2 separate regions of the Homo sapiens genome follow, and region 1 is linked to region 2. A link is a loop called in an ENCODE intact Hi-C map of the cell type or tissue named here. Cell type or tissue: heart left ventricle. All regions are shown on one strand. Each heading gives the region's core, and the rest is flanking DNA. Links, peaks and the distances in the headings are about the cores only. Region 1 has its middle 83 kb from the start of GNAT3. Region 2 has its middle 300 kb from the start of HGF.

What was found. A loop is a pair of places that touch in the nucleus more often than their neighbours do. Peaks named below come from ENCODE experiments on the same cell type or tissue, not always from the same donor. Only the 100,000 strongest peaks of a DNase experiment are listed, where the experiment ranks them.
Region 1: it touches region 2 in a loop (6-fold over the local background); 14 of 110 quality-filtered maps call a loop at or near these places.

Annotation. Positions count from the first base shown.
Region 1 is chr7:80,423,513-80,434,315 of GRCh38, reverse strand. No RefSeq gene overlaps it. Among named protein-coding and RNA genes, the nearest start is that of GNAT3, 83 kb to the left of the region's middle. In heart left ventricle, for the core only: a CTCF peak has its summit at 5,694 (motif pointing left); no DNase peak of the experiment used is centred there.
Region 2 is chr7:81,464,272-81,475,074 of GRCh38, reverse strand. No RefSeq gene overlaps it. Among named protein-coding and RNA genes, the nearest start is that of HGF, 300 kb to the left of the region's middle. In heart left ventricle, for the core only: a CTCF peak has its summit at 4,860; a DNase peak (open chromatin) is centred at 4,854.

The DNA.
Region 1 (10,803 bases), core at 1,296-9,295, 1.0 Mb after region 2:
AGCATCAGAGTGAGTCAGTCCAGGACCTGGCTGGCTGTGCAGGGTGCCGACACAGGAACAAGCTCTATGCAGGGCCCATAGCCAGACTAGGCATGTCGCCTCAAGGGGAATGTGGCAGCGACCATGCGAGGGTGACTGTGACCCTGAAGCCCCAGAAAGGGGTGTTACGGTGTTCCTTTAGTTCTGCTGTCCATGGATGGTGGTGTGTTAGCAGCTCTGTTGGCTCTTTGCCTCAGCACATGGGGCAGCTGCCCTCCACCAATGAGGGCAAAGGGCTGGTGTGGCAGCCTTTCTGGGTACCCACACTCGGTGGGTCCTGAGCTCTTGTCCAGCATCCAAGAAGATTGAAGTCACATGGACTGTTGAAAGATGGTGAAGGTAGAGAATTTTATTGACCAATGAAGATGGCTCTCAGAGGAGAGGGAGCTAGAGAAGGGACAGGAAAGGTATACTGGTAATCTTCCCAAAAATCAGGTTGTCTTTTCCCAAAGTCAGTTCATTTCCACCTCCACTGACTGAGTCTGGGGTCTTTATAGGCACAGGATGGGGAGTGTATGCTGATTGGTTTGTGAGTATGTAACAAAGGTTAAAGTAAAAACACCAGTCAAAGGTGGGCACAAAAGCATAGAAAACCAATTAGGAAAGGGTAGGTATATGTAAAATAGGTGAAGGGTGGGGATTAATCAGAGGAAAGCACACCAAACAGGAGGACAAGTTCTCAATCTAGTCCCAGGATTTAGCTTGTAGCTTGGATTTCAGGTTTAAACTGTCTTCAGCTTGGAGGTGAGGTTTCACCGGGTACCTGCCCCTATCTGCCTAGGCATTTGGCTGCCTCCTGTCACTATCAGGATGACCAATTATAAAGAAATTATGCTATAGGGAAGTAAAAGTCTTAATAAAAAGACTAGAATGATTTTGTTATCCCTTAGATAGCTCAAAGTTGCATTAACTCATGATGTTTCTTCTTTTTTCTTTTGGGTAATATTACTTCCTAGAACAACTACAAAGTAATATTACTTAAAAGAAAATGGACTGTGGCTCTCAGGTTTGCTTGGTCTATGTGGGCCTGGAAATTCTAGTAAATCTATTTGCTCAATAGGGTTTCCTATCTATTATTCATCATGGGTCTCTCCTATTTTGGAGAAATACTTAAAAATCATGGATATTTTCATGCTGTCAATATCTAGGATTCATTTGGCCTAAGAAAAGCTGAAAGCTGTGTAGTTTGACAAAAGACTTGCCAAGAAAGTTAAATATATCTAGTTCTCCTTTTCCCATGTTTGACATTTCCATGGAGGAAGGGAGACAAGGAAAGAAGTTGCAAATATATTAGCATTCTTTCTGTTTTTCTCTGCCTGATATACTCCATGGAATCAATCTTGTGTGTACATTTAGGGAAAAAGTCTTTACATGATTACAATAAGCCAGATCTCCCTTCTTCCTTTTTTGCCTCTTCACTCTCCCTCACTGAAAACCTCTGATTTAAAGGCAGGAAAGCTTTAAAAATGTACACACTTTGGGATTCAGCCCTGTTGCTGGCATGTGTCAATAGTTCATTCTTTTTATTACTGTGCAATATTCCATTGTATTGATATGCCATAATTTATTTATCCATGCACATACTGATTGACATTTGAGTTGTTTCAAGTTTGGGGCTATTACAAATAAAGCTGCTATGAATATCCATGTAAAAGTATTGGCGTGACATGTTTTCACTTATCTTGAGTAAATGCTCTGGAGTGGAGTGACTGGGTCATATGACAGGTGTATCTAACTTTTGAAGAAATGGTCAAACTGTTTCCCAAAGCGGCTGTACCATTTTACATTCCCACACCCATGTATGAAAATTTCAGTTGCTTCACCCTGCCAACACATGGTTTGGTCATCAACCTTTTACATTTTATTAATTCAAATAAGCATATATTACTCTCATTGTAGTTTTAGTTTTCATTTCCCTGATGACTACAAACATTGAAATTTTCATCTGCTTATTCACCATTCTTATACCTTCTACAAATTGTGTGAGTCCACTTACAAATTCTTGTGAAGAAAGTGGTAATGACTGAAAGCAAGTTAGTGATTGCCTTGGGACAAGGCAGAAGAAGGGATGAGTTGCAAGGGGCACAAGGAAACTTTTCAGAGTTATGGAAATTCTTGTTATCCTTATTAAGGTGAGGGTTACACAGACATATACAGATGTCACAGCAAATTAAATTATATACTTTAAATATATGCAGCTTATTGTATTTCAATTCAATTACACCTCAACTAAATTATAAAAAATCCAAAAACTTTATTAGAAGTAAACCAAAAGCAAAATTCTAAGCCTCCCAACCAACTGAACAGACTCCTCCTCACAGCCAAAGGCATTCTAAAGTTAATTTGAAAAACTAGTTCAGGCCATGATGGGAAATGAGGGTCTGACATGCCTCATTATACCCTTCTCCCTTTGGAATTCAAGCACAGTTGACCAACATTAACATGAAAACAGAGGCCTTAAGACTGATAGAACAGACTCTTTAAGACTGGTAAGAAATATTCCCTTCCACGGATTCTATCTGCATAATGGGAACCTCGCTGTCCATAAACTCTTATCTCAACCCAGACATTCCTTCCTATTGATTTTAGTCAATAACTTAACTCTTTAAACCAATTGCCAATTAGAAAATTCTTGAATCCACCTATGACCTGGAAGCCCTTGCTTCGAGTTGTCCTGCCTTTCTGGACTCAACCAATATACATCTTACATGTATTAATTGATGTCTCATATCTCCCTAAAATGTATAAAACCAAGCGGTAGCCCAATCACCCTGAGCACGTGTCAGGACCTCCTGAGGCTGTGTCACTGGTTCCAGGTGAGGTGTCAGAGCCTCAGCAACAGAAAATGGTTAATCACAGGTAGTAAGAAGAATTTACCAACGATGTTATTGGCAGTGAATCCATACAGGTCTGCAGCAACCTCAATTCTTGCTCCTCAGAAGAAAGAATTTGACTGAGGGGCATAAGGTAGAAGGAGAGACTGAGGCAAGTTTTAGAGTAGGAGTGAAAGTTTATTAAAAAGTTTAGAACAGGAACGAAAGTATACTTGAAAGAGGGCTGAGCAGGTGAGTTGAGAGAGTCAAGGGCCCTGTATGACCTTTGACTTGGGGTTTTATATGTTGGCATTCATCTGGGGTCATGTGTCCCTTCTCCCCTGATTCTTCCCTTTGGGTGGGCTGTCCACATGCACAGTGTCCTGCCAGCACTTGGGAGAGGAGCATGCACAGTGTTTTTAGTGAAACTATATGCATGCTCATTTGAGGCGTTCTTCCCTTACCAGCTGAATATCACTAGAAGGCCATACACCAGTTAAACTCTACCATTTTGCCTCTTAATGTGTGTGCTTGAGCCCACTTGCCTAACTCCTAAGATCTTATCAGGAAGCTGCTGATCCCTAGTTTCAGGTTTTTTGTGTTAATTGGGAGACTGCCTTTTCCTGGTGTTGGCTGTGGCCAATTATCTTAGAGAGACAGGTAACAACCACTTCACCATCACTTGATGGTCACCTGACATTTCTGGTGGGGGGTAGGGGGGCTCCCTCTCCTGCGGTGCTCATGTCTGACTAGCTACCTACTCTAACAATAAAATATATAAAACTCATGTTTGGTTGCTAAACTGAAGGAAGTCACAATTTATTACCGCAGAATATATTTCTTGGATGTATTTTGAAATGGCTGCCACAGGGCCAGCAGACTGAAGTGGCCCTGCAAAGCAGTCTTTTGTGGCAGAAATTTGCATCTGTAGAGAATCTCCATTAATGCAGCTAATGTTTCCTAGATCCGTTTCTAGGCCCTTTCCTGGATCTAGGATAGATTAGCCGAGAGTCTGACACCTTTAATGTTCCAAAAAGAGACACCACCTAATCTCTCTGAGGGCTTCTACCTCTGAGGTTTTGTCAGAAGCATGTGAACCCGAGCAACTCCATCTTGAATAGGAGCTGGGTAAAATGAGGCTGAAACCTACTGGGCTGCATTCCCAGATAGTTAAGGCATTCTAAGTCACAGGATGAGATAGGAGGACAGCACTATATACAGGCCACAAAGATCTTGATGATAAAACAGTTTGCAGTAAAGAAGCCGGCCAAAACCCACCAAAACCCACATGGTCATGAGTGACCTCTGGTCATCCTCACTGCTACACTCCCACCAGCACCATGACAGTTTACAAATGCCATGGCAACATCAGGAAGTTACTCTAAATGGTCTAAAATGGGGAGGCATGAATAATCCACCCCTTGTTTAGCATATCATCAAGAAATAACCATAAAAATGGGCAACCAGTAGCCTTCGGGCCTGCTTTGTCTATGGAGTAGCCATTCTTTTATTCCTTTACTTCCTTAATAAACTTCCTTTCACTTTACTGTAAAGACTTGCCCTAATTTCTTTCTTATGTGAGATCCAAGAACCCTCTCTTGGAGTCTGGATCGGGACCCCTTTCCCATAACAGTTTTCGTCTACACAGCAAGACCACCTTTGCTAGGCAAGCCTCCTATTCTGCCCCTCCCATCACCTATCTTGCCACAAAAACCTGATTTAACAGCATAACCTGTTTCTTCCCATGCTCTGAACCAACTGTCTTTCTACAACCTCAAGGTGGTATATAAGCTTCAGTATCTTACTGGGGGTTGAGTCTTCATGCTGAAGGCTCCTCTGTATACATGTCAAATACATGTGTATGCCTTTTCTCCTATTAATCTGCCTCATGTCAGGAATTTTTGAACCTCCAGAGGGCCAAAGGCCTTGACCCCTACACAACAAAGCTTATTTCTTACGGTTAATTTTGAACATTCTAAAGCCAGAACTAGTGTATTTAATTTTAAAATGTTGTGCTCATTGAGTAAAAAAATGTAAGATTGTCCAGAAACATAATATTTATCTTAAACCAAAAAGCTTAGTCACTAGATGATTTGAATTTCTCTTCCATTTTTACATTTCTGGTCTGTGTCTTCAGCAACAACCATGATTTTTCTTCCATTTGGTAGTAATTGTACCTTCAACACCCCAAAATAATTTTTGAAACAAAGTGTTCAATGTAATAGCAATGTTATGAACCAAATTCATAAAATCACAAACATAGGATGTATCATATTTATAACAAAAACTTGGCATGGCCCAGTGGCCTTCTAACCAAAAAAAAAAAAAAAAAAAGAAAAAAAAAACGCAAAACAAACAAAAAATAAAACCTTCATTTTATAGCATTATTGTGTCTTTTTTTATTTAATCATTGACAAATAGTACTTTCTTATACTTCAAAGTTTTAAATGCTGAAATATCTTTTATGCATCAATGTCCAAGCATTGACTTTACAGTATTTTTCTCATTACTCTGAATTTTAAGAATTATGTTTGATATTAAGTTAAAATTTATTTGCTCTTTACATCAATCTATAATCAAGAGCATTTCTAAGAAGCTCTCTTACGATTCTCAAATAGGATTGACAAAATAGCTCTTTTAACTAATGCATATATAATGCAATAAAGGGCAAAACTATAATCTACGTATTTCATTAAATGCTTTCTGAAGGCAGGACCCAATTATCAGAGGTTCAGTTTCTTCACTACTTACGGTCGAATCTTCAAAAGGTTTTCTTTGTCTTGTATTGTTTGCGGTAGAGTAAATGGTTGCATAGGTGGTTGTGTGCTGCTCCCTACTGGAGAATAGCAAAGTCATGAATTCATGGGTAAGGCAACAACGAGTCTTCTTATCATTGTTTTCCCAGCTCTGTTCAAGATAGAAATTTAGGGCTCAGGTATATTTAAGCTTTCATATTTTATGTCCACCCTAGACTATGTTTCTAAGTAATAAAATAGGTTACAAATCTAGTCCACAAACATATGCCACACTCACTCTAAATGTCAGCAAATGATGTCCTCTTTTATTGTATTTATTTATTTTTTTTGAGATGGGATCTCACTGTCACCCAGGCTGGAGTGCAGTGGCATGATCTTAGCTCGCTGCAGCCTCAACCCCCTGGGCTCAAGCAATTCTTCCATCTTAGCCTCCCTCATAGTTGAACTACAGGCACATGCCATTACGCCTGGCTAATTTTTGTAGAGACAAGTTTTTGCCATGTTGACCAGGCTGGTCTCAAACTCTTAAGCGCAAGTGATCCTCCCACCTCAGCCTCCCAAAATGCTGGGAGCCCCCGCACCCGGCTGATGTTCTCTTTTAATTTATGAAAAAGATTAAGGCCAACATAACAGAAGGACATGGATAATGGTTAAAAGCAGAGTTAGACAGGTCTGGCTTTACATCATACCTTGATTGTCCTGTGATATTAGGTAAGTTGCCTAAACATTAAGCCTTACATTTTATCATCTATATAATGTGAGTTATCCCACGAAATGTTAGTTATCTCATAAGATCATTGTGAGAATTAAATTCCATGCAGAAAGCACTTATCATGGTTCCTGGAATATAATACATGCTTAACAGGTGTCAAAGTAACAATGATAATTCAATTAGCTACTCGATATTTTCTGCAACCAAAACCAAAATTTCTCCAAAAGCAACTTCCCTCCCTACCTCAGTATGTCCCTATAAGAATTGTGTCAGGTTCTCTTGAAGGCTCCGCCCACACTTGTGTTCTTTGTCTTAAGCTCTATCGCATCACCTGCTACTTTTCTCTATTAATGAATCCCTCTTTTAAACTTCTTTTCCTATGTACTGATTTTTCCTCCCTGAGCACAAACAAACACGCTTTTCTGTTTTGAGATTTAGCCCTATCATGACCTTTTTTTGCAAAACCAAAGTTTCTAAATATGAGTCTGCATTGGCCACTTTCCGGTCTCTTACTCCTTGTTACGTAGTACTACTTTTCTCACCCTACTCAAACTCTTTTTTTCAGGGTCACCTATGTTTGGTCTCCTTTTGGCCACATTTAATATCCATGTCTCTATTCTTGCTCTCTGTGAGCTATTTGCAGCCTCGACTTGGTTTTCTTCAGTTTCAGAACACAGCTCTCTTTTCCTCCCTTCTTAAATTTCCCCTTCATATTGACTGCTTAAATATGGACATAGCCTTGAATTATCATTTTGCCTCTTTCCATTTTGTTCTGTACTGTTTCTGATCTTATCTTTATTTTTGTCTTATCACTCATTGCCCCCTCTGTGAATGAGTCTCATGTCCACCATTATCAGCCACATTTCAGTATGTGTTCTAAAGCCCGATGGCTGTCTTTATTTCGAGAGCTCAATGATATCTTTTCCCCAAACCGTCTCCTGCTTAGTTTCCATATTTTTTATGTTTTATACCTTACTCAGGCTCATGTTCCTAGATTGATCTTGATTTATTTCACCTTCCTATTCCCTATCATCAAGTCTGTCAAAAGTCTTAAGTCTCCAGAAACTTTTTCTTTTCAAAATCAACTATTCTTTTGTTTCTATTCCCAGAGCTTCAGTTCTAGTTAGGGTTCTTATCTCATGATACCAAACAATAATTGTCTCCTACCTGAACCCCCTGAAGCTACATCCTTTACATTCAAAGTGGTTCAAACACTTTCGTAAGTCCTGCCTTTCTAATCCAGTGCTTTCTGTATTCCTTCTTTGCTGAAAACTTTCATATTGATGTCATTTCAGAGTTTTATAGAGTCAAAAGGAAATAAAGTTTGGAAAGTAAGTTAGGAATCACATATTCCAACCTACTCAGTTTATTAATGAGAAAATTTAAACCTAGGCAATTTACATGGTTTACCAGAGGTTGCAAAGTTAGTAGCAAACTAGAATTTAGGCTTCAGATGGCATCAGTTGATTTTTCTGTACAATCGTATAATTTGCTGTCAAAAGATTAATACTAATTCCTCAAACAAGTACATAAGACCTTTTGTAATCTGGGTTCTGTCAAATGCTCCACACATGGTGTTCAGACAATCCGGTTTATTCACTGTCTCTTAAACACACCTGTGCAAGGCTGTCTCTGTGTCTTTGCTCAGGATATATATATACACACACACATATATATACATATGTACATATATATACACACATATATACATATATATACACATATACATATATACATATATATACACATATACATATATACATATATACATATATACGTATATATACATATATACATATATATATCTGAAATTCTCTCTTTTCTAACTCTTACCTTTACTGTAACAGTTTCACATACATCTTCCATTAAGACTTCCCATTAATTCTAAATCTGTTCATTATTTTCTCAGAGTTATTGTAGTAATAATTATGTTTCCTTTCTTAAATTTGGCACACATGATTTGTGTTTTTATATTTATTAAGAAAATTGATGCTTTTTCCATAGTAATTCATTCTCCCTTTTTATTGTATAGCAACCTTGTGGTTTCAGAGACTGTTTTTAGTTTCAATGACAGGTACTATCCAAGACTCTGACATGGAAGGCTAAAACTTAGAATTATCGGGTTCTCCTTCTTCTAAAAATCCTAAACCTTGGATATGAGGTCCACACCACTGCACATAAGAACAAGCAAAGTGAAGAGAGTCAAGGGAAGCAGAGGCAGGACTTGCCAATTAAGTTATCTTTATCCTCCCTACCTTAGGATGTGACATTGTGATATATTTATTTTTTATTTAACTCAAAGTGATTTGGATGTGTGGCTACTTGCAAAGTAAAGCAGACTGATTGAAACAATGCTTCTGTTGTCTGTTCCAACAAGAATTTTACATCTGTGGGAGATGTCATCAGTCTCATGTACCTTTTTAACCTAAGTGCCAAACCCAAAGTGTTGCCCATAAGGGGAATTTAATAAAATTTACTGTAATTTGCATAGGTTTATATACTATGCTTTATTATTCCTATATTTCCGTATTTCTTGGTATCTTCTAGAAACACTTCTGAACATGTCCACCTAGCACTTGCCAGATCCCATAAGACTCAGACCAAATGTGTGTATATGTTTATGTGTACATATGTATATTGATACTTAGTAGACGAGCTCCTAGTTATTTTTAGATAATAATTATTGCAATGTCTAATAAATTCACATACTGGGATTCATTGGGAATCTGTACAACTATAAAATAAATGGAAACCTTTGTGAGATTGGTATTAGAGAAGTATTTGACTGCTCCTTGTAGCTACTTCTCTCTGTATGCCTATTTTTACTTGCACCCCAGACTTCCCACTCTGGACAACATCTACGAAGTGCTTATACCCAAACTCGTAGATCTGACATACACCATAATCATTTTATACATTAAAACACATTGGTTCTATGCTGTCCAATGACTGTGTTTCTTCAAAAATGTCCAAGATGGAAAATAAGTAATAGATGCTAATAATATCTTAATAGAGCAGAGAAAGAAAACATAATATATTCATCATAGCTCTCCTCCAACTTTTAAAAGATACTTGTGTTGGCCGGGCATGGGGACTCACACCTGTAATCCAGCACTTTGGGAGGCTGAGGTGGGCAGATCACCTGAGGTCAGGAGTTCGAGACCAACCTGACCAACATGGTGAAAGTCCGTCTCTACTAAAAATACAAAAATTAGCTGGGTGTGGTGGCAGGTGCCTGTAATTCCAGCTACTAGGGAGGCTGAGGCAGGAAAATCACTTGAACACTGGAGGCGGAGGTTGCAGTGAGCCAAAATCACACCACTGCACTCCAGCCTGGGTGACAGAGTGAGACCCTATCTCAAAAAAATAAAATACTTGTGTTATTATTGTGTGTATTAATATCGAAAGTGACATTGCAAGCGAACTTTTCAGAGCAAGTTGGATATTAGATTAAAACATTAGAAGATTTTTAGTAGTATCCACTTTGATTTTATCATCCAACATGTATTTTGTACCTCTTGTCCTTTTTACCAGAACCTTGATGTCTTGTGTGAAACCACATCTCCCTCAATCTTAAATCATGTGGTATATTAGACAGGACTCTTCAGAGAAACAGGTCAGGAGGATGGATATATATCCAGAGATATTTATTTTAAGAAATTGGTTTATATGAGTGTGGGGCCTGGCAAGTCGAAAATCAGCGAGGAGGCTGGTAGGCTGAAAAGTCTGAGAGTCAGTGTTGCAGTCTTGAGTGCAAAGCCTGGAAACTCACGCAGAATTCCTTCTATCTGGGCAACCTCGGTCTTTGCTCTTAAAGCCCTCAACTGATTACATGAGACCCATTCATAGTATGAAGGGCAATCTGCTTTACTCAAAGTCAACTGATTAAAATGCTAATCACATCTAACAAGTACAATATAGAAACATTTAGGCTGTTTGCCCATAGCCTAGCCAGGTTGACACATAAAATTAACCATCATGTGAGCTTGGTATAGAAAGGACTCTCCACTTGATTCCAAGAGTCAATTTGTGTCTTGAACCCATAACAGTAAGGTCACTACATTCTTACTGGGAATTAAACATAGAGTTACTATATGATGCAGCAATTCCACTCCTATTTACGTACTCAAGAGAATAGAAAACACAAAAGCTTGTGCATAAATGTTTACAGCAGCATCACAATCTAATATTAAAACATTTTCTTTCTTGCTTAAAGAAACCCTGCACTGATCAGCAGTCAATCAGCATTATTACCCACTCCCATCTTCCAGCAGGATCAATTGTAAATCTGCATTCTATCTCCATAGATTTGCCTATTGTGGATATAGGCAGCTGTTTACAACAGCATTATTCCCAAGAGCCAAAAAGTAGAAGCAATGCAAATGTCTATCAACTGATGAATGGATCAGTAAAATGTGGCATATCCATACAATGAAGTATTATTTAACAATGAAAAGAAATGGCATATTGGTACATGGAATGA
Region 2 (10,803 bases), core at 1,576-9,575:
GGGTGTGGTGGCTCAAGCCTGTAATCCCAGCACTTTGGGAGGCAGAAGCAGGTGGATGACCTGAGGTCAGGAGTTCGAGACCAGCCTGGACAACATGGTGAAACCCTGTCTCTACTAAAAATACAAAAATTAGCCGGGCGTAGTGGCGGATGCCTGTGATCCCAGCTACTCAAGAAACTGAGGCAGGAGAATTGCTCGAACCTGGGAGGCGGAAGTTGCAGTGAGCCAAGATGGCACCATTGTACTCCAGCCTGGGTGACAGAGCAAGGCTGTCTCAAAAAAAAAAAAAAAAAAAAAAAAAAGACTTCCTCCTTCGCTTCACTTTAGTATCTCAAAGTCCCCAAATTAGTCAATCATTTGAATTAACTCACTGAATGTTTCTGTTAACATATCTCTTAGAAATTTAAGAATTTTGGAGAGGCTTTTAATGGGGACCTACCGCCACCCATATTTGGGTCTCAAGTAGAGATGAATTTAGTTCACAACTCATTGGTTCATAAAAAGTAATTATCATTCGTCTGTACTGGGCCTTTTTCTTATTTTATATTATTTCATTTCCTCCCATTGCTCATGCCTTCTCTTCTTCCTGCAATAGGGGCTCATTATAATGTGATTGATATAGGTACTTAAATTGAAAAATAAACAATGATGTTTTGTGTGTATATTTCAATTTCCATAAATGAAATAGTTATGAATCATATTCTGTTGCTATTTTCAGACTCAAAATTATTCTATTAAGAGCCATCCATATTGCTTTATGTATACCCACATTGATGCTTTAATATTGTGGCTATATAATATTCTTTCTTATGCATTCACCAAATTGTATTCACAAATGCCTAGTAATAGACAGCAACAGATCCTGCAATTAAACACACACCATACTGAATAAAGTGTCTATACATGCCTTTTAATGCATCTATCCAAGAATTTCTCTGGTGAAACCTTTTTTAGAAGAGATATTACAGGACCATGGGATATACACAACTTTAATTCAAGACTGCACTCTAGAATGTTCCCAAGTTTACACTTCATCCTCATAAACATTGGCTTAACCAGTATTGTATTCATTGCCTACATAATGTGTATCGAGTGATTTTTCATTGTTTCTTTACTTTCATTTTTCTCATTACCGGTGAAGTTGAGCACCCTAAACATACTTCTTGGCAATCCTTATTTTCTCTTCCATGAAAAATGGATTTATATTTTCATCCATATTTTTCCAATTAGGTTTTAAAATTTTTATATTGATCTTCAGTACTTCACCTTATATTCTAGATACCCATGTCGAATTAACTCGATTCTGGCAATAATCTTTAACAGTCTTTGCACATCTGTGCATTTTTTTTTTTTTTTTGAGACAGAGTCTCACTCTGTTACCTGGGCTGGAGTGCAGTGGCACAGTCTTGGCTCACTGCAACCTCCGCCTTCTGGGTTCAAGCGATTCCCGTGCCTCAGCCTCCCAGGTAACTGGGATTACAGGCACACATCACCATTCCCGGCTAATTTTTGTATTTTTTTTTTTTTTTTTTTTTTTAGTAGAGACAGGGTTTCAACATGTTTGCCAGGCTGTTCTTGAAATCCTGGCCTCAGCAATCTGCCCACCTCGGCCTTCCAAAGTGCTGGGACTACAGATGTGAGCCACCGTGCCTGGCCTGGTTCGTGGTTTCTGACATGTTTAAAAAGTACTTCCTCTTTTATTTATTTTACTTATCATTTATCTCTCATTTGATTTTGAACAATCTTGGAATAACTTTCTCAAAGGTAAGAGGTAAAGAAGCAACTTTGTCATCATATTGTTAATCAGTTTTCCCAAAGGAATTTTATCTACTGAATTTGATTTTTTATGCTGCACATGTTGTATACTAAGCTTCCATTTTTACTGCTGGTGCAGGGTCCAGGACCCCAGTGCCTGGATAGTTGTGCTTCTGGGCACATATACCCTGAGTGTTATCCTATTACCCAGTCCCCAGATCCCTACTCTTATCTCCCTTAATCCTTTTAATGGGTTGCTTGAAGATAGAAGTCGCTCAAAAACCTGTCTTAGTTGTTCTGAAGGAGAGGTTCCCTCTGAAAATCTAATCAATACTGACAGAAGAGAGAAAACTCACCCCTTTTAAAAAATCTCAGTAAATCATTTTGCCCTGCAGTGCTCCATCAATGAATCAGTGATGTGATGTACTTTACTTCTTGAAACGTTTACTTAATTTCTCAGGACAGGGAATACTGTGGTAGAACAAAAGATTAAGTGTTCAACTATTATTTTCAAATTAGATTTCTGAAAACAGTAGATTTGAAATTGTATCATTTTTTGTTTTTTGTTTTTTGTTTTTAAGATACAAGTGTTACACCTGGAAACAATAAGGCTCATACTGTAAAGCCTTAGATGAAGGGATACAGAATATGATATAAATTTCAGCACATGGAGAGCCCTGCAAGGGACTTAAGACTGACTTGTTGATCTTTGCTGTCATTGTCAATAATTACAGCAAGCAATAGATGGGCCAAAAAGCCACCCCCCAGAGACATTCCACTGCCAATCTCCCCAGTATACAAACATTACATGAAGGGGCACTGGTTATTCCAGTTCAGGATTTGCTGTTAAACTTGACTTGGATCACATAACATTGATTTGGGTAAGTAAATAGGCAGAATCACCGAAGATCTTCAGTCATGATGATCATACATGGTGTTATCCAAGGCTGATTGGGCCTCAGGAGAAACATATGGATTTGTAGCATTCGGAAAATTAAGACAAGTTTGTGCAGATCCATAGGTTTGTTTATACATAATGAGGCTCCATGTTCCAGAGCTGCTATTAGGGCATCAAGAACAGCAGAGTGGTAGAGGACAAACCATATACATATGAGTTTTTCTGTTTTCATAGCACTTGGATGCTCTGGACAAACACAGCACTGACTCAGATTGTCAAGTGTAGTTGCCTCTTGATTAACCACACTGTGGTGCTAGACCTATGGGGAAAAGGGACCATTAATTGTTCTGCTCTTTCCTGAGTCTCCTGGAGCTGAGGTGTTCCCTATGTGCCAGGGTTTTTCTTCCTCCACTACTAAAAAATCCACATGTTCCATTTCAATGGCTATACATTCAACTTTTCTCCAGTCATCCCCGATTCTCACCCAGATCTTTATCTAGAAGGGTCAGGCACATGTAGGACAAGGGCATTATATCTATTATATCTCCCAACTTGGCCTGCATGGGTCACTAAGGGAGACTCAATGCAGGAAGACGAGGTAGCTCACAAAAGTGGTCATGATATTTATTTTGTTCCAATAATCAAAATAGCTCAATTAGAATTAAGTTTGAGTGCTCAAACCCCTTTTTGTCTCAGCTTCCACCCAGAGATTTACCAACCCTAAGGGGTGGTTGTCAAGGGAATGAAGAAGGCATCAAACCCAAGTACTGTCAGTGCAGAACCTGAATCTTTAATATAGGTCTATATAACCATTCACTCCATTTGTCCTGATCATTACTCAGGAAATGGCTAAGAGGAGATGATCCATTCAAAAAGATGACTATTTCATGCCCAAACTGCCTTATTAAGTATAGGGACTTGTAGGGGAAGAGGGAGATAGAGTCAGAAATTTTTGAGCTGAATTTTGAGGAGGCTGTTTCCCCATTTGGTAATACCAGATGTCTATGGAAGGTAGGGAATGTGGAATATCTATGACATTTCTTGACTACTGGTCCATTGTTAACTGGCTTTTGTGATAAAAGACACTGTATTTTCTGACTGCAAATGGCCTGGAAACCTGAAAAGGTGACACAGATTAGTTTCAAGGGCCATAGTAGTGTGGCTGGAATTGGCCAATTGGACGAGAAGAGCAATAATGTAACTTGATAACATGTCAACAGCAATGAGTGTGGCATCATTGATAACCCTGAGAGGAGGTCAAAAGTCCAATGTAGTCAATCTGTCAGGAGCAGGTGGGGTCACTATAGGCTCTACATCCTGTGGCCTTCTTTACCACTGGACAAATGGCTATCTTTCAGCAGGAGTCAAAAGTCTGATAAGCAACAGTAACTTATCAAAACATAAAGTCTATTTTTGTGCGCAGTCTCTAATGTTGGATGAATTGTCATGTGCGGTTTAATGCTGCAGCTAGTTGGCAGTCATGGTCATCTAGGCAGTGCAGGTTTTATTCGGAGCTGGATTTCAGCCAGTCTTATCAGAGAACAGGTTATTAGCATGGGTATTTAAGCAACTCAAACATCTGATAGGCAGCTGTGGCTTATTGCCACAGTTCGCCAGTTTTCCAAGTGGCAGTGCAGTTGGGTATGCTATTGGCAATTGTCTAAGAGAGAGTCAAAATCGAACATTTTGTCTTTAAAATTATTATTTAAAAGTATTATATAGTCTTTAAAAGTATTATCTAAGGCAACGGTGATGTGATGATGGCTTTCAATTCAGCCCCTCGTTCTGAAACTTACTGCAGTTGGTCTTCCAGAGTTATTATCGGGGAAAGACTGGGGATGCCACCCAGTGGACACTATCAGCTATTAACTCAGCTGAATCATCAGGGAATCAGGTCCAAGCCTTTAGAGGAAACTCTGTAAATCAAGGCCTCCATTGAGCTTGCAGCTTTGATTCAGACAGCAGAATGAGAAATAAAATTTCCCCTAAAAGGGTAGGTGCAACCACTTCATGTAAAACCGAGATGCCACCAGGGCCAAGCCAACTATACCATTTCATTTGATCAGCAAGGCTTGCTGGTCTCTTGTCAGTCATGGAGTCTGATTGATCCACCCTAATATGGGAGGACTCAAAACTTCCAGCTTGCAGCTGCTCAGTTTCAGCAGGACAAAAACTCTCTTCCGTTTAGAAGGAATTTACTTGCTTCAGGCAGGTGGCGCCCTTGTACTGGGAAGTTGCCACTCCTAGTGTTCCCACAGCAACTGTCAGCTAAATGATCACGAAAGCTGTGATTTTCTTCTTTCCTCCTTCCTCCTGGATTCTATTCTGTTTTTGCTGGACCACATAGGGGGAGACAGGAATCACCACTCTACATTGCGCAGTACCTGCACAGAAAAATTAACTCTAGACTTTATGAGCACTTACAGTACAAGCACATAGCACATTAATTCCAATTATACATCCAATAGTGGAAACTACAACAGTACATTGAATAGCCCCAAAGGCTGCCCCCTCCCCTCCCTGAGGTCGCTTTAATTTTCCTTTTCCACTGCAATTTGCCCAAATCTATTAGTTGAGTCCAAGTACATTTTTCCTTCTCAAGCACATAGACCAAAGTGTTTAACTATACTGGTCAGGGGCTCTAGCCACAGCCACTGGGAGATTATACTATTCTGTAACACAAAAGTACAGGAATCAGGGAAGTAAGGCCACGAGGGACTAAGATGTGGGAAGAGGTCATAGAGGAAATTATTTTTCTTTCTCTGTCCTGAAGGAAATACAAGTATTTTTCCCTGAAATATTGAGGATTGTTAAGTTAAAAACATCAAGGACGCAAGAAAGCACTCTGCCTCAACCTCTGTTTGCCTGATGGCCAGACATCAATCCTTCCTTACTGTAGACAGCACTTATCAGGCCAGAGAAGGCACCAGCAGGCACCAGAAAAATCTGGAAACAGATTTACTGTCTTCCCACATTTTTTCACTTTTTAAAAGACTACAACTGCTCTTTTTTTTTTTTTTTGTCTTGTCACTCTATAGGATTTATGCCTCTTTGTTGAAATGCTATTTAATCAAGGCCCAAGCCAGTGCTTTCTGAGAGAAATACTTTTGAACTGAGGCTTCTCCAAATGATGGGTACAGCATTTGTTAATAAGCTTCTGCTTGTTTTTCATTTATTAATTTGATGTTAGTTTTCAGGAGAGTGTCTCAACTAAGAATCTAAAAAGGGAGAGAAGAGAAATGATGTTTTCTTCCCTACAGTCTGCAGCTTCAGGTTAAGCATTTTCTCCTCTCAAGTGCATCTCCAGACTTGAGTCTGGGGACCCTTTTCTGCCACTCCACCTTCCTCCCTTTATGGTTCCTCCCCAAAATTCTTGGCCCTATGGCCACCTCTATGTTTAGCATACCCTCTCGAGGAACTCAACTAGAATAGTGACTTGTGTGCCTGTATTCAACATAGCTATAAAATTGTGAGTGCTTCTTCTTCCCAATGTTCCTTAGCATACTCAGCCTTTTTTCCTGAAGCAAGAGAGGTCAGTACAAAGGAGAGAGAGGGACATGTAAGAGTGCATGGAAGGGGAAAGCAGCTTTGCTCCAGACTTGACTAGACTTAGCATTTACTTAACAGTTTTAAGGAACTGTACCCTTGGTCTCCCAGGCTCAACAGTCTTTTAATATTTTCTGTGCAATTAAAGTTCTAAGTCCAACTTGCTGAAACCATTTCCTTTAGCTATATGTCCACCTACTTCCCTGTTGTCATGAAAACATCCTTCTTCCTCCTACCTGGAAAAGCATGAGCCATTTAAGTGACATTTCAATCCCATTTCTTGCTGCTCAGATTCATTCACAGATATAAGAGCAGGGGGCTTTACTAGTATTCCTCACCCACCTCCTAGGCAAAAGTATTTATTAACTGATTCTAGGGAGTCTTATAGCTTCAAACCCAGTCCAGGTCAGCTCTTGTCTTTCCCCTCCCAGAAAATTCTGTCTGTGCCAACATTTCATGCTTGTCAAAATGGCCAGAGTCTGGGGTTTTATTCTGCTTACCAACTAAGTTAGCTTGTTACTGTGTTGTGGATGCTTGCAGAAGACACACAATTCCAGTATCAGAGACAAAAGACTTTATTTAGGCATAATGCAGCAAGTAGCAAAATCATCTTACTTGCGTTTGTTCTCCTTTTCCCTCCCACCCCCGCCTTCAGTCCCAGTGGGGCGGGGTGGAAGGGTCCAGGGAGATACTGTGCATTCAATGTGTTTTTTTATTGCAGCTGGGAATCTGAGCTTGGGAATTTACTGCTTTTATTGTAAGTAGTAGGCAATCCTACTTTTCGAGTGGATAGGTTACCTCACCATTCAAGATTGCTGGCTGCAAATTCAACCCAGAAAATGGTAAGGAATGGTCAAAGCCTTATATTTTTGGCATAACTGGCAAGAAGTAGAGGGAGCTCAGGGCCCATGGAAGATTAACATTTACTACAGATAAAATAAAATAAATGAAACATCATATTTATTTGTAAATGAAAACTAAATACATTTTAACCTTAAAAGCCACAGGAGATTTTACAGATAAAAACTAATATTTTGAGTACATAAACATTTAATGTTTTCAATGTGTCTGAACAACTGAATTTATTTTAATATGAACACAAAATATATTAAAGATTTTAATAACTTTAATTTATTTGGAACTAATTCAGATTGGTATGATAAGCCCCCAGCATTATAATAGATAAGTGGATAAAGGATATAAATTAGTAGTTTATAAAAGGGCTTCTAATGACTAGAAATATTTAAAAATATTTCAATATTTCAATTTCTATTTCAAGTATACAAAAGGTAATATTTTTATTTAACAAACTAACTTTTCTTAAGGAAAACATCCAGCGTTGGTGAGGTTTCTGAGAAAACACTTTCACACAGTACTTTTCAGTAAAACTTTTCTGGAACTTGCAAATGGTTATCAAAAGGTTTACAATGATTATGTTACTTAATGGAGTAATTTATTTCAAGTAATCTACCTTAACACTTTATCATAGAATAAGTACTAAATGTATTATATGCATTTTTGGTGCACTTGCAAATTCTGTTTGAAAAGTGGCAAATGATAAATAAACGCAAAGCTCCCAAAGAAGTCTGAAAATGAGATACATATTTATTGTCAAAAAATTCAGTTAGAAATTACATATAAAGAGAAAAATTTGAAACAGACTTAAATTACCAGTAGGGAAATGAGTTTTAAGATAAAGGCTTATATAGGAGTAGAATATTTTTGTAACAAAGAAAGTGCTTTTTGCAAATAGTCTACATTTTAAGTAGGAAAAAGAAAACTAAACGCAATGTGATTTGTATTTTTTTAAAAAAATAGATACCTAGATAAAAGCAAAACAAGAACTATAATGAAAATTTTCAAATTATTACGTCTTGGCAGTGGGAGTTTACAGAGATTTCTTTTGTTACCTTATGCTTTCCAAATATTCCAATAACATGATGTGATCCATACCATATTTAATTATGTATCATCATATAATTGTTTTTATAAATTTTAGTGAGATTTTTTTAAATTAACTTTAAAGGTATATAAAATTATTTTAAAGTACCATTCAAATGTTAAAATAATTGTAAAAATATTTTAGAATGTTATTCTGAAAGATCAAAAATTTTGTTTTAATAGATATTGAAAAAGTTGAAAAATAAGAGTTGAAATATGCTTCCAAGAACATGACAACTAAATTTAATATTGAATGCTGGATGGAATTCTGGGACTGAAAATGGATATTAGATAGAAAGGAAGGAAATCTGAATGAAGTGTAGACTTCTATTTATGACAATGTATTAATATTGGTTCATTAGTTGTGGCTAATATAGTTGTGACTAATGATATCTAATTAAACTAAAGAGCTTCTGCACAGCAAAAGAAACTACCATCAGAGTGAATAGGCAACCCACAAAATGGGAGAAAATTTTCACAATCTACTCATCTGACAAAGGGCTAATATCCAGAATCTACAATGAACTCAAAACAAATTTACAAGAACAAAACAAACAATCCCATCAAAAAGTGGGTGAAGGATATGAACAGACACTTCTCAAAAGAAGACATTTATGCGGCCAAAAAACACATGAAAAAATGTTCACCATCACTGGCCATCAGAGAAATGCAAATCAAAACCACAATGAGATGTCATCTCACACCAGTTAGAATGGCAATCATTAAAAAGTCAGGAAACAACAGGTGCTGGAGAGGATGTGGAGAAATAGGAACACTTTTACACTGTTGGTGGGACTGTAAACTAGTTCAACCATTGTGGAAGTCGGTGTGGTGATTCCTCAGGGATCTAGAACTAGAAATGCCATTTGACTCAGCCATCCCATTACTGGGTATATACCCAAAGGACTATAAATCATGCTGCTATACAGACACATGCACACGTATGTTTATTGTGGCACTATTCACAATAGCAAAGTCTTGGAACCAACCCAAATGTCCAACAATGGTAGACTGGATTAAGAAAATGTGGCACATATACACCATGGAATACTATGCAGCCATAAAAAATGATGAGTTCATGTCCTTTGTAGGGACATGGATGAAATTGGAAATCATCATTCTCAGTAAACTATTGCAAGAACAAAAAACCAAACACCACATATTCTCACTCATAGGTGGTAATTGAACAATGAGAACACATGGACACAGGAAGGGGAACATCACACTCTGGGGACTGTTGTGGGGTGGGGGGAGGGATAGCATTGGGAGATATACCTAATGATAGATGACGAGTTAGTGGGTGCAGCGCACCAGCATGGCACATATATACATATATAACTAACCTGCACATTGTGCACATGTACCCTAAAACTTAAAGCATAATAATAATAATAATAAAAACAGCAATGACTAAATTTCACAAGATAATTGGCATGGGATAGGCCCAAACTAGTCAGTATCTCCTGGCCTCTTCCAAGTCTCATTTTTCTTATCAATAAAATGAAAAATTTAAACTTAAAAAAAAAACAAAACAAGAAAAAATTGAATACGGAGTATTTGGGAAGTCTTGGCACTATCTTTACAACTTTTGTTTTTAAATTCCGGGGTACATGTGCAGGATGTGCAGGTTTGTTACATAGGTAAATGTGTGCCATGGTGGTTTGCTGCACCCATCATCAACCCATCACCTATAAATCAAAAAGTATTATAAAATGACCCATTCATTTAAAAAAATGCTTCCAAGGGGTCTTAGAACACCTTGTGCACCACTTTGTGCTGCTATAACAGGGTACAAAAGACTGTGTAAATTGTAGAAAAACAGGCATTTATTCTCTGACAGTTCTGAAGTCCGGGAAGTCCAAGATCAAAGCAGCAGCATGAGCTGAAGTCCTTCTAGCTGCACTCTCACAGAGTGGAAGATAGAAGAGCAAGAAAAGAACTTTGTGTCCTCCCATGGCAGAAAAACAGAAGAGAGAAAACCCACTTTCACAAGCTCTTTTTGAGATAGGAATAGCACTGGATAGTCTCAGGAGGATGGAAAAACCCAAACAACAGCAAAAACAAGAAAAAGACAGAGAAACCACAGGATTACAGAAAACCCAAAGTAGGAGAGAGAAAACAGCTAATAACACAGTCAGGGTGACATGTGCAGGACTCTTCCAAGCAAACCCAAATAAGGGAGAAAGGAGTCGGTAACCAGGGGTCCTTGAAATCCCCTTTTTCCAAAATACCTAATGATTATTCTACCCCCAAATTAAAGAAACACCCATAAAGCAGGAATGCTGGGTGGTCACAGTAGAAGTAGGAAAATACCAGGCAGCAATTTCACCTAGCAGCAAGACAGGAGCTATTAAAATTAGCTATAAGGGCAAGGATGGGCCTGGGCTGATAAGACCCTAACAAACAGGATAGGGGCTAAGCAGCTGAGGCTGGCTGGGTCCAATGTGGCATTGGATTTGACCAATGTCCTACCCCAAACCTAACTGTAGACTAATTACCATACTAAATCACTCACCTACCAATACCATGACAGATCCGAGCCTATCCATATTTAGTATAAAAATGGGTGGCACCCAAATTCTAAAAATTCTCTACCCTTTTCCTGGAAAAGCTCATGATTATTCTGTCCCCTAATTAAAAGAGCCCATAAAATTAGAAACTCA